Regions from separate parts of the Mus musculus genome. Here region 2 is linked to region 1. Evidence: chromatin loops called from intact Hi-C (ENCODE). Cell type or tissue: left cerebral cortex. All regions are shown on one strand. Links, peaks and the distances in the headings refer to the core of each region. The heading gives the core; the rest is flanking DNA. Region 1 holds the start of Dnajc19 (DnaJ heat shock protein family (Hsp40) member C19). Region 2 has its middle 76 kb from the start of Gm38512.

What was found. Hi-C counts contacts between places; a loop is a spot of excess contacts. Peaks named below come from ENCODE experiments on the same cell type or tissue, not always from the same donor. Only the 100,000 strongest peaks of a DNase experiment are listed, where the experiment ranks them.
Region 2: it touches region 1 in a loop (2.5-fold over the local background); 2 of 42 quality-filtered maps call a loop at or near these places.

The regions. Positions count from the first base shown.
Region 1 is chr3:34,075,342-34,083,681 of GRCm38, reverse strand. Dnajc19 (DnaJ heat shock protein family (Hsp40) member C19) reads left to right here and starts at 2,328. Exons shown (of 6, transcript NM_026332.4): 1 at 2,328-2,496; 2 at 3,400-3,451; 3 at 3,525-3,598; 4 at 4,398-4,477; 5 at 4,837-4,907; 6 at 6,158-6,397. The coding sequence starts at 2,494. The coding sequence ends at 6,228. In left cerebral cortex, for the core only: no CTCF peak of the experiment used is centred there; DNase peaks (open chromatin) are centred at 1,711, 2,347, 3,140 and 3,695; H3K4me3 peaks cover 1,937 bases; H3K27ac peaks cover 1,431 bases.
Region 2 is chr3:35,477,674-35,486,013 of GRCm38, reverse strand. No RefSeq gene overlaps it. Among named protein-coding and RNA genes, the nearest start is that of Gm38512, 76 kb to the right of the region's middle. In left cerebral cortex, for the core only: a CTCF peak has its summit at 3,483 (motif pointing right); DNase peaks (open chromatin) are centred at 3,499, 3,896 and 4,776; H3K4me3 peaks cover 500 bases.

The DNA.
Region 1 (8,340 bases), core at 190-8,189:
TAAATTTTACAAGTTGCTTAGGAGAGAAACTACACCCACCAGTGCCCTGATCTTACATGTTCAGCCTCTGGAATTAAAAAAGAAAAACCAAAACATTTCTATTTCATAAACATCCCTGCCTGTGGAAATTTGTTATGGTTGTCCTAGAAAACAACAACAACAACAAAAGATGTCAGATGCTCACTAGAACTCTCCCCACAGGCGGTTTCTGAAATCTCTCCTTCACCTCTACCATTTAAAAAGTAAAGAGCTATCTCCACGAGCAGTGCTTGGGACACTACTCACATGTATGCAAAATGAGGGAGCCATTTGCCCAATGTATTGAACAGAAAAGGCAACTCAGACTGGATCAAAACTGAAAAGTACAAAATCCCTAAAAGAAAACCTAGGGCAAATCATTCATGCCATGGTTTTGTGTGAGACTCAAAGGCTCAGGTCAGAACAACAACAAAGAACCAAAAAGCCAGACAGCTGGACTTTATAAAAAGTTTTAGGATGCTGAACCTCGATACACACTACCAGCAGAGTAAACATGCATCACATAGATGGGAGAAATAATAGCACACCATATAAATGAGAAGTGATACCCAGAACACACAGAGAACTCCTGAATCTGAACAAATAAAAATCACTACCCAAAAAAAGGCAAGGGCAAAAGACTTGAATAGACATTTTTTCCAAAGATGCATATACATATTTATTAAGCATATAAAAAGGCACTCCATATTATTGATCAAAAGAAACTCAAGTCAAAAGTCCAATGAGTTACCACCTCATACTCATTAGGATGCCTGCAATTCAATAAAAACCCAGAAACTATCAAATATGGATGTGGATCGAGGCCCTCATCCACCAACTACCTTCCCTTTCAGGAATATAACAGTAACTACATTGCTCACCTTTCCTTTGCTGTGGCAAAATGACTGACAGAATTACCTCACATTGGAAAAATAACTGGCTCACAGTCTCAGAGCTGACAAGGCATAGTCGTCTGATCCCATTGTTTCTGGATGTGTGGTGAAGCAGAACCTTAGGATGGGGAATGTCGGACCTACCAGCAGAGATGAATGATGGCCAAGAAGCAAAGAAAGGGAGGAGCTAGAGACAAGAACCTGCTCCGCATAACTATGATTCAGCTACGTCCCCATCACCTCCCACCATCCACCAAGCCAAGAACCAACTGATCAATCCACTCATCTTCTTAGAGCCTTTCGATCCAGTTACCTTCCCAATACCCTACCTCTAACACATCCCTGCCATGAGTTCTTAACACACACACACAAACACACACACACACACACACACACACACACACACGAATCCATGCATGAGCCTCTGAGAGACAGCTCAGATTCAAAGCACGACAAGTGAAAGTCCAATCCTCACAGCATGCCTGGATTTCATGTCTGCCCACCTAGCCAGGAGAAAGGAATAAGTCTCTGCCTAGTTTCTGTACATCCATGCCCACAGACATGACACTCCCCACAGCTACACCACAGAAACAACCCATGAGAAACGGAAAGATAAGCAAAATATGATACATTCACACAATGGTCTTCTGACAACAAAGGGGAGAAGCTTGGGGAAGTAGCAGGCGAAGACTGGCAAGATTAACAGGAATTCATTGACAAAGAACAGCTACCTTAGTTTCTAGCTTCCCTTGGGGTCACATATGGCTTTTATATTCTCACAACTTACAGCCTTTATGCAAAAAGACAGCTCCTAGTCACTTTCCTTCTAGTCAAGTGCATTTGCCATGCTTAGGCCAAACAACCACATGCTGTGAGCAACACAGGTACAAGAAGCTCTTTTAATTACACAAATAGTAAGTCAGGCTAAAACAGGAGAGAAAAAATTCATGGTGAACACACAACAGGAGCTGTATTTTTAGTGAACAAATCTACATAGCCTGAAGCAGACATCAGGAAGGAAGATGGAAAAAAAAAAAAGACTGGAAAAAATCATTTTCCATATCGTTTCTGATGTTTATAGATCTAACTACGTTCCAAGCCAGAAGAAGAAAGATGTCTCTGCAGGCCATGAAGATCAGCCTTGTGGCTTCTTGACATCTACTGGCGACAGCCCAGGGTAGCAAAAGATGCACAGAAGACAAAATAAATGCCTCATGTGAAAAACAACGCTACTTCCACGGGGTGGGCGGAATAACCTATATAAAGCAAAGTTAGGGAGATAGGTTTTAGCGGGAAAGCCTGTTTTAGGGCCGGATATTGGACTTGCAAGTCAGGAATCCCGGGCAGAGGGCATGGCCAGTCCCGCCCCAGTCCGACCTCTCCGTCAACCGGAGTTGGTGAGGCCCTTTGTGCGGCACTTTGTGCGACAGTTCCGACGCACTTTACGGCGCCGCTGCCGTGTTGCGCGGCGCTAGTGGAAGTGGCGGCATCGCTGGCTCGGCCCTGTCGTTCTCCACAGCTGTACCGTGGCGGTGGGCTCGCGCTGGGATGAGCGCGCGGTGCCGAGCCGCGGAGTGGAGTCATGGTGAGTGGTCGGCGCTGACGGGCTCCGAAGGGGCGCTGGGCGGATACGGAGACTGACCTTTACTCCGGCCTCCGGTGGCTCCAGCTGACACCCCTTATCTGCTTGCAGGCAGGCACACGTTTGTGCCTCCTAGGAGGTCGGGCTGTTACCCCACTACCATCTCCGCACTCCTCCCCTCTTTACGGTGGAAATACCTTATGGGATCAGGGAGCCTTTGCAAGCACTGTTTCCAAATCCAGCAGAAATCTTATTTTCACCGGTCTTGTCTAAACTAGAAAGGGGTTCCAATGCCCAAGGGTTAAAGTTCTCTTCCATGGCTGAAAAATCACCATCTTACTGTTGTGGGTAAAGATGACTTACCCTTTTCTTCTTGGTGAAAATCCCATACTCTGACAATAAATTGTGGATAAAAATTGCAGTAGTTTAATTTTTTTTTTTTAAACAGGGTTTCACTTTGTAGTCCTGGAAGTCCCAGAACGTACAGAAATTCACCTGCCAATGTTTCCCAAGTCCGGGGACTAAATGCAAGCCGCCAATGTGCACCACGTCCAACTGCAGTAGTTTTAAAGACATATTTCTATTAGAAAAAAAAATGTTTCTTCCAGCAGACCCTGTGCTGCACTCTGTAAAGTCCCAGTTGCTTAGAGAGCTAGTCGCAAATTCGTGGGCAGCCTGGACAATTTTAGCAAGACTCCACCTCAGAATAAAAGTGTTGGAACTTTGAGAAAGGCTGGAGTTGTAGGCACCTTACCAGCATGAGACACACACTAGGTTCCATCCCTAATCCTGCCCCAAAAGGGAAAAAGAACCCACCTTTCACCAAAATGAAGGTCGTAATGAGTTTGGCTGCGGAATAGGTAGCAATTAAGAGTAGTAAAGACTTGCTCTTCTCCTCCATTACAGGCCAGCACAGTGGTAGCAGTCGGGTTGACCATTGCTGCTGCAGGATTTGCAGGTTTGTCTGTGGGTTGGGGGTGGAGCAGACTGGTTATGCATGGATTTGCTTATTCTGTTGCTTTTGGTTTTAGGCCGTTATGTTTTACAAGCCATGAAGCATGTGGAGCCTCAAGTAAAACAAGTTTTTCAGAGCCTACCAAAATCTGTAAGTGAACCTTCTTGCTAACTAACTTGCCTGTATTTGAAGCCTGGAGCTTGCCTGTAAGGTGAATTCCACAGGTCCATGGAGCTCAGTGTGGAGTTGTAAACCTTGCAATGGGCCACACTGGGAGTTGGTTTTCACATGTGACAACTGAGGGTGGGTGGCCTTTGCAGATTTAGAACGATAGCAGGTAGTTAGCAATTAATTTTACTACATATACTGTTGACCCAGGTTTATCTGTCCAGCTGCCTTCCCTCGTGTTTTGTCACATAGGATAGCTTTGCAGCGATGTTAGATAACGGCTCTGAACTGGGTGTAAAGCACAAAGCTGCTGCTAGTCAGGACTTTGAGAGGCCATGTCATGGAGCTTGGGCAGGAGCATAGGGCCTTGTTGTACATGATCTCTACTAAGGTTAAGATTCTGATGGCATAAATGTCCCTACCATAAAGTCTTATTTTAGTTGTTGCCTTGAATCTTTTCGAGATCTCCAGGTCGTCTTTTGAGACCTTTTGAAACTCCTGTTTTACGGGGATCAAGTTTCTGTCTGGAATATGGATGAGAGTGGCTGCCATTCACTCATCTCCCCTCCCCCCCTCCCATCTTATGTTCTCAAGACACTGTTCCAGTTTAGTTGCAAGAAATGGGTGTTTAACACATCTTAAAATAGTTGGCTACCCCTGGTCAAGCTAAAGTGCCTTGGGAAGTACACTTGTACTTCCCTGAAATGTACCACTTCTTTTACAGATTTAACCAACTTCCATTTACTTCATTAATCTTTTCTTCCAATTCAATTTCTTTCAGGCATTCGGTGGTGGGTACTACAGAGGTGGATTTGAACCCAAAATGACAAAACGGGAAGCAGCATTAATATTAGGTGTAAGGTAAGATGTCTACTCAGTTCTGAGATGTAGGGTAAGGTAATTCCTAGTAGTAATTGAGAATGAAGTAGTTGCTGGGGATAGAACTCACACGTGTAACACTGGGACAGTGCTCACTGCTGCCTGGAGTAATCTAAAGTCTACTCTGGAATGCAAACTAAGCGTTGAATGAGGGTTATGATGTTAACTACATCTAAAGCACTTTTGGTTCTTACGAAGCACATTTTACTGTCTCACACACAGCTTCTCAGTTGTGTTGCTTTACTGTTCTCAATGTTTAACTTCACTTCTGTAATAGTTCATGGTGTTTTGTTTTCTTAAAGCAAACTAAAGCAACAAGTATGTTTTCCTTTTCAAATTAGCCCTACTGCCAATAAAGGGAAGATCAGGGATGCTCATCGCCGGATTATGCTATTAAATCACCCAGACAAGGGTAAGCAACTTTTATTACTATACTGGACTGTTAATGGAATAGCTAATTCTTGGTGTTATGAATGTCTGTGTGTGAGCAGTTTCCCAGTTGTGGATCACATTGTAGTGTCTTAAGTGAAATTCAGTACATATGGTGACGTTCTCTGCAGTGACACCATGTCTCACCAAAATAAAGATATAATGAACAACAATGTAAGAACTACTGTGATTTGGCAGGAGCGGTAAACATTACTACTACTTTTAGGTTCTGTGTCTATGATAGAATGTCTTCCAATAACGGGTTACAGTTCTGCTAGATATTTTGGTTGGTTTGTTTTTAGGCCATCCAAGGTTGGCCTAAACCTTATGACCACCCTCCCTCATTCCCAAAAGCAGAGCTTAAGAAGCACACCCCAACTCGGCTATGTTTTGAGTTTTACTTTTTAGGTTTGCATTATTTTTGTTTAGACTCATAAATAACCAAGTTTAAATTTTAATTAAGAAAAACTTAAGGGGCCTCTTAATGTGTGGACACTTGTGACAGAATACTTATTTGGAAACCTATGAGCTGTATTTGCTTTTATTCAAATACAGACTTCAAAGTAGCTTTAACTGGTAAGAACAGATTCTTTAAGCAGACCACAAAAATCTGTTGTCATGCACATGAAATTTAAATAGAACTGTTTAGTATGTGACTTCACAATGTAAAGAATTTAGCTTGCAGACCTCGAAGTATTCTGTTCTGGATGGTAGTAGAGTCCACATATACACATTCTACCAGAATCCTCTTGATGACCCCTCTTTGATAGGGTTAGGACCACACTGCTCCATCACTTTAGTAGACAGCAAATCTAGATGACATTACAAAGAGTCAGCTAATATTGAGAGGAAAACTGAAGCATTATAGAATGGTACACAGATAAGTCTTTCAACATTAGCTTAGAAGCCTATGGGAAGAACAGTGGATTATATCCACATATGCAGTAATGAGTAAGCATAGAGTTCTGTTAAGTGTGTATGTGGGAGGAGCCAAATCCTATTTAGACTTCTGAAAAAAAGATTTCTGAAAAATGGTAAACTTTTGTGTGAAAACATCTCATTTCCCATCGATCTGATATTTTACCCTTTAATTTTGAGACATATTTATAGTATCATAGTTGCTTCTTAATGAAGATACCATTTCTGTTACACCCTGGAATCCTTGAAATGCTTCTGACAAGACTTAGAATCTGTGCTCTAAACTGTGTCTCCCCCATCCCCTTTCTTCTATAGGAGGATCTCCTTATATAGCAGCCAAAATCAATGAAGCTAAAGACTTACTAGAAGGACAAGCTAAAAAATAAAGTAATCTGATGAATTTTAAGTCCATTAGTCTACTTATGAGCATGTTTTGTAATAAAAATGCCTCAGAGCTATAACCCATGAAAATTGCTTGGCAAAAGCTAAATCAGTGTCTTGGTATATTTTGTTCAAACTTAAGGATTTCAAGAATTATGATTACACACATTAGACTATAAATGCTGTTCATTGCTGACTTAGCAAAGAAATTTGGCACTTGTTATTTTTCCAAGGCTAAGGCCTTGCTCTGAGAATACCCCACTACAGTCAATTGAGACAGACATTAACTATTGAAAATGGGATTCTCACCTTTGGGAGGTAAAACTCAAGGTACAACTGGCCCAAGGTACTTGAACACTGTACTTTAGGCATTTTCACTGGGCAATTCAGATTTTGATAAATTAAGACAATTTAAAAAAAAAGAGAGAGAGAGACAGTCTCAATTATTATATAGCTCTGGCTGTCTTGCAACTTGCTATGTAGCTCATTCTGGCCTTGAACTCAAGAGATCCACTTGGCAGTAGATCTCTGTCAGCCCACCCAGCTACATTAAAGCTGTAATAGAAACCTTCCAGTGTATAGATCCTGTCAATTTTGTTATTTAGCTAGTCCCTTGGAAATACTTGATAAGCTGTTCCTTTGTTTTGATTTTCAGTTATGACCAAGCTTATGTGACTGTAAAATTCCCTCAATTTTAAAACTTGAGAGCCAAGTGTAACACACACCTTTAATCCCAGCAGTTAAATGCTTTTGATTTTCAACCTCAACCATTAATATTTTACATACTATAAACCACCCAAGTTAGACGGCCAATACTAAAGTATGTAAGCTGACCTGTGCAGGTCAGGAGCTAAAACCCCTAGCCAGCGGCCCCTGTAGCACTTAACCTGTCAGCACTTTACACTGTGTGCACTTTGAGCTAATGTCTCGGCTTGCAGAGATCAAGGTGTTTCGATTCACTCAAGGTCACTAAAGGTTATTTCCTATCATGCACCCTCTCGTAAAATCCTTAAAGTTTGAGTGTGAAGAAAACTACAGATTCTAGAAATTTTATGTAACTAACTCTCTCAAATCCCCCCCATGCTGGGGGGGTGGGGGGGAGGTCCAAAGGTATGTCTCATTCTTATTCACAGCAAATAAAGAAAAAAACTGTTCCTAGGGGAACAGGTTGTGAGGCTCTCTAGTCACATGCTTCTATTTGAACAAGCCTTATGTGTTTTGTAATAGTAAACTTGGAAGCAGTGTAGCCCAACTTTGTCATATACAGCCTTTCTTGTTTTGAGAAACATAGTACTTAACCACTATAGTTAGGAGGATTAGAGAAATTACAAATAGGAACACAGCACATATTCTAATGCCTTATCTGAACACATGGCATTAGAGATGACCAGCAAAGCGTGTTGAGTATTGAAGTTTTATGTTAGCAAGCAGGTAAATACACTTTAGGAGTCCACAGATGAGGAGGATATCCAAAGCATTATGGCTTACTAACCTTTTATTTGCCCCTTTGAACTAATAAAATTTAAAAAAAATTCAGAATTACAAATATGGCTCATCCACTAAGCCCTGCCCAAGTTTGATCCCTAACACCCATATAGCACCTCAAAATCATCTGTTAACTCTAGTTGCAGGGGATCTGATACCATCTTCTGGCCTCCCTAGGCACAGTCTACACATGGTACAAACACACACAGGCAAAACACTCCTACACAGATTAAATTTTTAAATGTTTCTATGAATGATATGGCAGAGTTGGTTACAATATAAAAGCAAGTTTTTGAAAAATATTATAAAATGCCCACAAGGAGTCACTCATTAACTGCAGAAAGGACTGCATGTAAAGCTATGTGTGCCTGTTAGAAGACAGGTGTGTCAAATCATTGAAAGCCTTCCTACTAAGGAGCACAGCCAATCATTCTTTGATAGTAATTTTAATTTTCTCTAGGCTTACATAACCTTTTCAAGTTGAAGACTGTATTTGATTAAAAGCTACTAGGCATAACATTTAAGAGCTCCATATTAAAGGGCTGTTAAGATGATTTGTAAAAGACCCTTCTTAATTCTATTTTCTTAAGTGCTTTGTTTACCACAAACCAAAGTTGAGTGAAGTGACTTCT
Region 2 (8,340 bases), core at 159-8,158, 1.4 Mb before region 1:
ATATTTCTTTAATGCCCATTGATGCTAGACACTGTGCTGGGTATGAGGGTCAAGTAGCCATAGACTGTGGTCCCTAGGGGGCTTTGTAGAAGCCAAAGCTGGCTTCTCCTGGCTGGTTGAAAGCCCGTTGCTAAAGTTCCAGGGACGCTGAGCTTCACAATCAATTACCACGAAAGGGCTTCCACATGGAAACTGGCCAGCAGCACGAAGCAGGGCTTTCTTTGTGGTTCTCTTTCTCTCTGCCCTTTCCTTAACTGGTGAACTAGCTAATAAACACAAACTTGCCTCTCTATCTGTACTAGATCCCTACAATACCAATGTGTATTGTTTTTCCAAGCGTTGTCTTTAAAGATTGAAGGAATAGAATATAAAATTGTAATGTAAGTCATTGGTCATCTGAAGAAAATAAATGTGAAAAATTTAAAAGAAAAGAAAGTTTTCACTGGGTGGTGGTGGTGGCACACACCTTTAATCCCAGCACTCAGGAGGCAGAGGAAGGTGGATCTCTGAGTTCAAGGCCAGCTTAGTACAGAGTTCTGGGACAGCCAAGGCAACACACAGAGAAACTGAATCCCCCCCAAATGAAAAAAAAAGAAAGGAAGGAAGGGAGGGAGGGAGGGAGGAAAGAAGGAAGGAAGGAAGGAAGGAAGGAAGGAAGGAAGAAAGAAAGAAAGAAAGAAAGAAAGAAAGAAAGAAAGAAAGAAAGAAAGAAAGAAAGAAAGAAAGAAAGAGGTTTTCATGGGGAAGAAATGGCCTTTTGTTTATGTTTTAAGAAATTGATTTGTTTGTCTTAATTTAACACAAATTAAGAATAAGAATATTAAATGAATTAGCATGTGTGAAGCAGATAGACAAATACCCAGGCAACTAGAGCATGAAGCACCCAAGTCAAGGCCCAAACTGTCCATGGATCCATGACGTAAACTTATGTATCTCTGTGGTGTATTGTATGGAGATGAACAGGAGACTTTAAGTCCACCTCTGCTCCATTCAAGAAGCTAAAATGACCTCTTTAATGGAAAACAAGGAAAATATTTAAGATGTAGGAGAAAGGAGAAACCGCATGTTGCTGGAGCCTGAGAGATGATGCAACACTTCTGTTTGGTTTGTTTTGGTGAGGCTGGGAACTGAACATTGAGTCTCTGACTTGGTTCCTTTCTCATTACTGTTATCAGGGAAACTTACAAAAGAAAGCTTTTAACTGAGAGCTAGCCTACAGTTCAGAGGCTGAGTCCACAGCCATCAGAGCAGGGAGCATGGGCAGCAGGCAGGCAGGCACTGAAGCAGGAGCTGAGGGCTTACTTATTGAGACAACAATGGGGGGGGGAGAAGGAGAAGGAAAGGGAGGGAGGAGAGGAAGGGAGGGAGGGAAGGAAGGAGAGAGAGGAGAGGAAGGGAGGGAGGGAGGGAAGAAGAGGGAGTGGAAGGGAGAGAGGGAGTGGGAGGGAGAGGGAGGGAAGAGAGGAAGGGAGGGAGAGAAGGAGAGGGAGGGAGGGAGGGGGGAACCGGGAAGGTGGGGATGGGGGCTGGGGGGGGGACAGAGGGAGGGTGCACCTAAGAGCCTACGCAGGCCATTCTCATTTGCACCATTACAGACCTCACACACACCAGTCAATCACAATTTCTGAGCACATCACCCAGTCGGCGCATGCTTCTTTCAGCCACCTGCCAAGAAAGTCTTTAATAAAAAATAAGTTTACAAAACCCAACTTACTATTTTCCTCTGTGTGCTCGTCTTTGCTTTTGTGAGTGAGTATTCCACACTCTGGTCCTCTGTTCAGCAGACTACAGGGAGGGAGAGAGGAAGAACTAGCCCCTTACAGGCTGCTAGCCTGGTGTTTGAAATGGTTTGACTTCTGACAGAACTCCCCCCACCCCCACCCCAGTCTCTGTAAGGAGAAAGATTAGACTTTATCTTTGGTTCTCTTGCCTTATTTTTATGTACTAGAAAGCGTTTTCTTCTTCCACACTAAAGATAATTTTCCTATGGAGAACTTATGTGCATTTTTTTTTCTTTTTAGATTGTGTCTTTATCGTTATTGGTTTTGGTAGAATTATAAATAGTGTTGTTCCTTAATTTTAGATTCCGGCTTCTCATTGCTGGTGGATAAGGAAGCAATCACTTTCATCTCTGACTTGTACTGTGCCACCTCATCAAGCTTATTTGTTAGAGTTTAAGTTTCTGTGGCGTTTTCTACTTTACTATCATGCTACCTAAATAGATGTTTGCTTCTCCCTGTTCTAGTACACATGTACCCTTAATTTCCTTTTCTTGTCTTATTGCACTAGCTATGACCTTAAGTAAGAGAGAGATGAATGCTATCTTTGTCCTGTTAGGGTGGCTAGGGGAAAGATGTCCTCTTTTACCACTTTCACTTTAATATGTAATAGTGCTAGAGTATGTGCATTCATGTGCGTATGTGTGTGTCTCAGTGTGTGAGCGCACGCGTGTGTGTGTGTGTGTGTGTGTGTGTGTGTGTGTGTGCCCACCTTCTTTAGGCTGAGGAAAATTCTTTATACTTTTTACTTTTCTGAGACTCAGAGAATGTAACTGATTTCTTTTAATCTGCTCTATTGAGATGTTTGGTTTGCAACATTCTTCTCTGGACGTGGAGAAGGCAAAGAAGAGCATTTGACTCTTCAGCCCGACAGCAGCAATCTTCAAGTCAGCTCTCTGCCACTTCAGTACCCAACTCCCAGTCTCCACTATAAAACTAGGAATCTCTATCAATTGCCTCGGGAAGGAGGCACCTTGTGGTGGAGTGATGAGCTCTAATCTGGACAGCTGCCTCTTCTTATCTTTATGACCTTGGACAAATCATAAAACATCATTTCTAAAATCAGTACCGTAATTACCTTATCAAACTGTGGAGATACTTTCAAATGGTAATCGCTCTGAAGTACTCTACACATTTAAATTATCGTGGAGAGGATACATTCTTGGGGGATAGGATTCTTGTCAGTTCATTTTTTGTATCCCTAAGTAAATGCTTAATGTGGATCTAATTATTCTGCGCTATACATATCCAGCCCCCAGGGCCGCGGTGTGCTGGGAGAAGCGAATCATGTCTTCACTGCGTCACTGTCAGAATCCAGGGCTGTGATCCAAGACTGAAGTGCTGTCACCCCAGTCGAAAAACAATCAGACCATGTAGATGGTTAGCTGTCAGGAGCTGGAGAAAGAAAGCATTTTACAACATTGGCTCAGGTCATCCGCAAATGCTAGCTGTTGTTTTCGTTTTGATTTGGGAAGTATCCCCACTAGGTGACTGGAAGCCTGGCTAAGTGAAGAGAAACAGTATAGTTTGGTCTTTGCTTTTGGTTTTTTGTTTTGCTTTGTTTTGTTTTGTTTTGTTTTGTTTTTGCTCTCTCCTAGAGGAAAAATTTTGTTTCCCATGCTTGATGACAGAGGGTGAGAATGGGGACTTGCAGTCCCCAAAACCACAATGGGGCGTGAGGTTCCTTTTTCTGAGCATCGTACAGGCCACTAGGTGGCACTATTTACCCATCTATGTTTCTCTGCTGGTCCTCAGCAAGGATCTTAATTCTAAACTAGTGTGTTTTGTTGGGAGTGATGGTGAGAGAGAAGCGTGTTAGGAAGGAAAATACAAATGACCCTCCAGAATCAATCCGGAGGGCTGATTAGGGGTCAGCTCTCAGCCACGGTTACACTAGACTTGGCAGGCTTGTGTCCGACTATTTTTAAAACTGATTTTTAAGAGCAACATGCAATTAGTTTCCATTTTCTTAAACCTTTAACAAATGACAAGATAAAATGAAATGTCGGGGCTTGGGACGTGGGATTGAGGAGGTACCCTCGCATGCTTGTGTCCCTCTCTCTCCTAAAATCATTAATGAGGTCGGGGACCCCTGAGAACCTTAAAGCCGCTTCTACGTGAAGCTCTCCGCTGAATCAGCCACCATCGGGGAAGCCAAGCACTGGTGTCCCTTTGGAGATGGCATCTGGGGAAGCCGCCCTGATCTCCAGGCCCGGTGGTGCTCCCTTTCCGCCTTGGCATGTGCTACACAGTCCCTGAGGACTGTTATTTATCTGGAGACCACAGAGATGAAACAGGAATTTCAAACTGGCACATACAACTTTTGGTGAGAGAAATTAAAGATCTCTCTCTCTCTCTCTCTCTCTCTCTCTCTCTCTCTCTCTCTCTCTCTCTCTCTCTCTCTCTCGTCCCCAGATGACAGCCCTCAGAAAACACACTGAACAGCCCCAAGGACATAGAAACCAATGGTTGCCCCCACTTTGTTTCGGGGCCACGGAATCTGCCGTTACCTCTTCACTGTCCGTTTTAACTTTAAAATCGCCTTGCACGACTCTGCCTAGAAGCTTGGTAGTCATTCATTCATTTATTTATTTTGACTTAGAAATGACACAACTAGAATCATAGTTTTCTCCCTGTTCCGAATCTTCCCAAAGCTTTCTGCCTGCCCCGCCCCCGCTCTCCACCCCTACCCCCCACTCATGAGCTTCCATTTTCTCTGCTTTGTGGCATGTCTACCAGCACACACCACCTTGAGCTGATGTGTGATAAACAGCTAAATATAGTGATGGCTTTGGCAGCTTCCTCTCGACGCCTGTCACAGACCCCCTAAAATGGGAATTAAACAGGTTTAAGATACACAAGAGGCTCTGTTATGCTTGGGAAGAGAGGACACTTTCTATGTCGTGAGCAAGTACTCCTCTGTTTGTGTGTTCGTGCCCTGCTTTATCTAAGGAACAATAATGACTTTAATGGTTGTTAGCAGATGCTCTGTTAGATGCTCAGAACCCCTTTCAGCCGCCGGCCTCATCCAGAAAAGTCTTTATGTGAAACCCACACTGTGTAATCAGTGGTCCTGTGCGGGGGCTGGGTGCTGGCTAGATGACAGTCGCCGCTGCTCTAGATACTCTAACAGCAATGGCTGAAAATTGCCTTCAGCTGATTCTATGTGGAGAACTCATGATATCTGGAGTAAATTCACTCAGGTCTCCAGCCCCCACAGTCCTCAAGAAAGAAAGAAAAGCAGAGAGAGAGAGGGGGGGTGGGAAAAGGAGAGAAGGTTGGCTATAGTACATAGGAATTCCAGCTCTCTGGGGCTTTGACCACACCAGTGAATACTAATTATACTGAATGTGTCGTCTTCACAAACCAAACACGTATTCCCAGGAGACAGATAGTGCCACCAATCCAACTCATGATGTAACCTGGATTTAAAGCCAGGCCTCTCAGAGGGACAGGCAATCGGGTCTATTAACTCTCATGACACGTGCCAGCGCTTTCACTACCACCTTGACCTAAGGAACACATGAATGTAACACTTTTATTTCATCAGCTTATGTGTTACCGGGGCTGGCTCTGAGACCTGGGTTTTGGAGACATTGAGAATAAAGGAATCGTTTTGGGGGACACACAGTTTGCAGGGATTTTTCTCGGGGGTGGGTGGTGGAATCAGTTGTGCTTTATAGATGTGTTGCTTCCACAAAATCTGGGTGGAGTGAAGTGGAACTTCAGCCAGGCAGTCATGTACTTCTCTATGCTGAGATGCATGCAGCACACCGCATCTGAGAGTCCTGGAGTCTTGTGACCTCGTTGGAGATATTTGGAGAAAGCTTTTCATTTGGGTGCCATGTGGATTGCCATCTTCCTTTTCAGATTTCTGTTGTGTTGTCTTTGTGGAGAGAGGCCCGAAATCAGTGGAGGCAAAGCCACATGACCTGGAGTCCATCTGATCATTGTACTTCCTGGGCCCCTGCCATTGTTTAAGGCCACCAGATGGAACTGTCCAGGTGGACCCAGGTTAGGCTCTTGTATACATTGCTGAAGTCCGCCATTGCTACTTTCTAGGAGACCCTAGCACCTATCTCTAATTACTGGGGTCCTGCTCGTCGCTGTGCTTTTCTGTCTCCAGCCAGGAAGAGTCCCCACTTCTCCTTCCTCCACCTGTCTCTCATGGCACTTGGAGAGCTCTGTGGGTGACAGGTGCTTCTGCACGTTGCTCTCTTATAAACATACATAGAGACCAGCCCATCACATCCACCTCACACACACAGCATCATGTAGATCAGCCAATCACATCCACCACACACACACACACACACACACACACACACACACACACACACACACGGCATCATGTAGACCAGCCAATCACATCCACCACACACACACACACACACACACACACACACACACACACACACAGCATCATGTAGATCAGCCCATCACATCCACCTCACACACACAGCATCATGTAGATCAGCCAATCACATCCACCTCACACACACAGCATCATGTAGATCAGCCAATCACATCCACCTCACACACACACACACACACACACACACACACACACACACACACACACAGCATCATGTAGATCAGCCAATCACATTCACCTCACACACACAGCATCATGTAGATCAGCCCATCACATCCACCTCACACACACAGCATCATGTAGATCAGCCAATCACATCCACCTCACACACACAGCATCATGTAGATCAGCCCATCACATCCACCTCACATACACAGCATCATGTAGATCAGCCAATCACATCCACCTCTCTCTCTCTCTCTCTCTCTCTCTCTCTCTCTCTCTCTCTCACACACACACACACACACACACACACACACACACGGCATCATGTAGGTCAGCCAATCACATCCACCTCTCTCTCTCACACACACACACACACACACACACACACATACACACACACACACACACACACACACACAGCATCATGGAAATCAGCCAATCACGCCCATCTCACACACAACATCACGGAGATCAGCCAATCACATTCACCTCACACACACACAGCATCCTGCATAGAATATTGTTCAGAAGTGTATTTTGAGTGGATAAATGACATAAAAGATGTCACAGGTTCCTTGTTGGCTTAATTTCAATAGTTATAGCTAAGGTCTCACAGTGTATAATAACACTGTCAAAAATAATTATCCATGTATGTATTTACTTAAGTCTTGCTTCCATAACTCTTTTCAAGTGTTTGAGTATGGGAGGGTGTTCAACAGGTCGTCGGCTCAGGGCTGATTTGCCAACATCATGAGGAGCACTCCAGAGTGAGGAGAGTTTTTTTTTTCTTTAACTTTCTGGGTTAGAGACCATTTTTCCATGTTTGTGTGAAAACTTGAGTGCTGACTCAGGATAACCCATCATTTCTACTCACCTTAGTAGCTAGCAGGTGACAGAATCCAGACTGGAATTCAGACTTGAACTCAGAATAAGTGTGGCCTCCCTGCCACACTGCTGTTTTGTGATAAGAGTGTCTATCCAGGGAATACGTAAGATAGTGATTCTGAGCAGCAACCGACATGGATGCTCTGGTTCAGCCCAGATCTCCTTAGTGGCTCATTTTACAGGTGGAGGAGCTAGGCTTGGGCTGAGGTGAGGTGACTTATCAGAGATGGCAGACCTGGTCTGTGACTGGACACCCCGTCTAGTCAGATAGCGGATTAGACAACGGTGTTTTATCACATAACTCATAAATACAGAAATCTAGCCAGTTTCCCCTAAAGAGAAGGCCTATGTATGTACACTGGAAGCAAGAACAGTGGTCCTGACCTTGAGACGATGTAGTGCTGTCTGTGTTTTATGAAGGGTCCGAGTGCCTGTCTTTCCACTCACCGACTCAGTAAGACTCAGTAAGGGAACAACACAGTTCGTTTACTTTGCTCTTTCTGAATGTCTAACCAAGCCAGCCAAGGGTGCTGAAGTCAGCCACTTCTGTACCATCTCTTGGACAGTCTCATGGGTCTGTTAGGGTTAGAGCCTCTTCCAGCTAAGGGTGTCAAGATGGTAGAGGCAAAAAGAGGATGAACAAAAACCACCATGATAACAGCAACTGAGTATTTGAGTCAGAAATGAGGAGGGTGACAGCAGAGGGCCAGACCCGAGTGGGTGATTGATGTCACCTTTTCCATAGGGCAGATGGTAGCCCGACTTCTGCTCCACAGGCAGAGGGGCGCTCTGGTTCCAGATGTTAAGTCAGCAAGTCACGTTAGAAATGTCTCTTGCTTGTTAGGGCTGGGTCCTCACGGAGAAGCTACCAGCTTCTCCAGATGTCGGGCTGATTGCTAAAGTTTCAGTCAGTTCTATGAGAGAGGATGACTCGGTTAAGTGAGGTGTAGGTATTCAAGTTGCTTCAGCTGGGGTTCTGGGAGATACAGGGGGTAAGTCAGGAGAGTCTGAACAGTCTATTCAAGGTGAAGGCCACAGCCAAGGATGGGGTGGGGGAGGGTCTAGGAGCAGAATAAGGATGAGCGTGGGCAGATTAGGGGAAACATTTCTCAGACCAGGTTGGCTCAAGGTGGATTT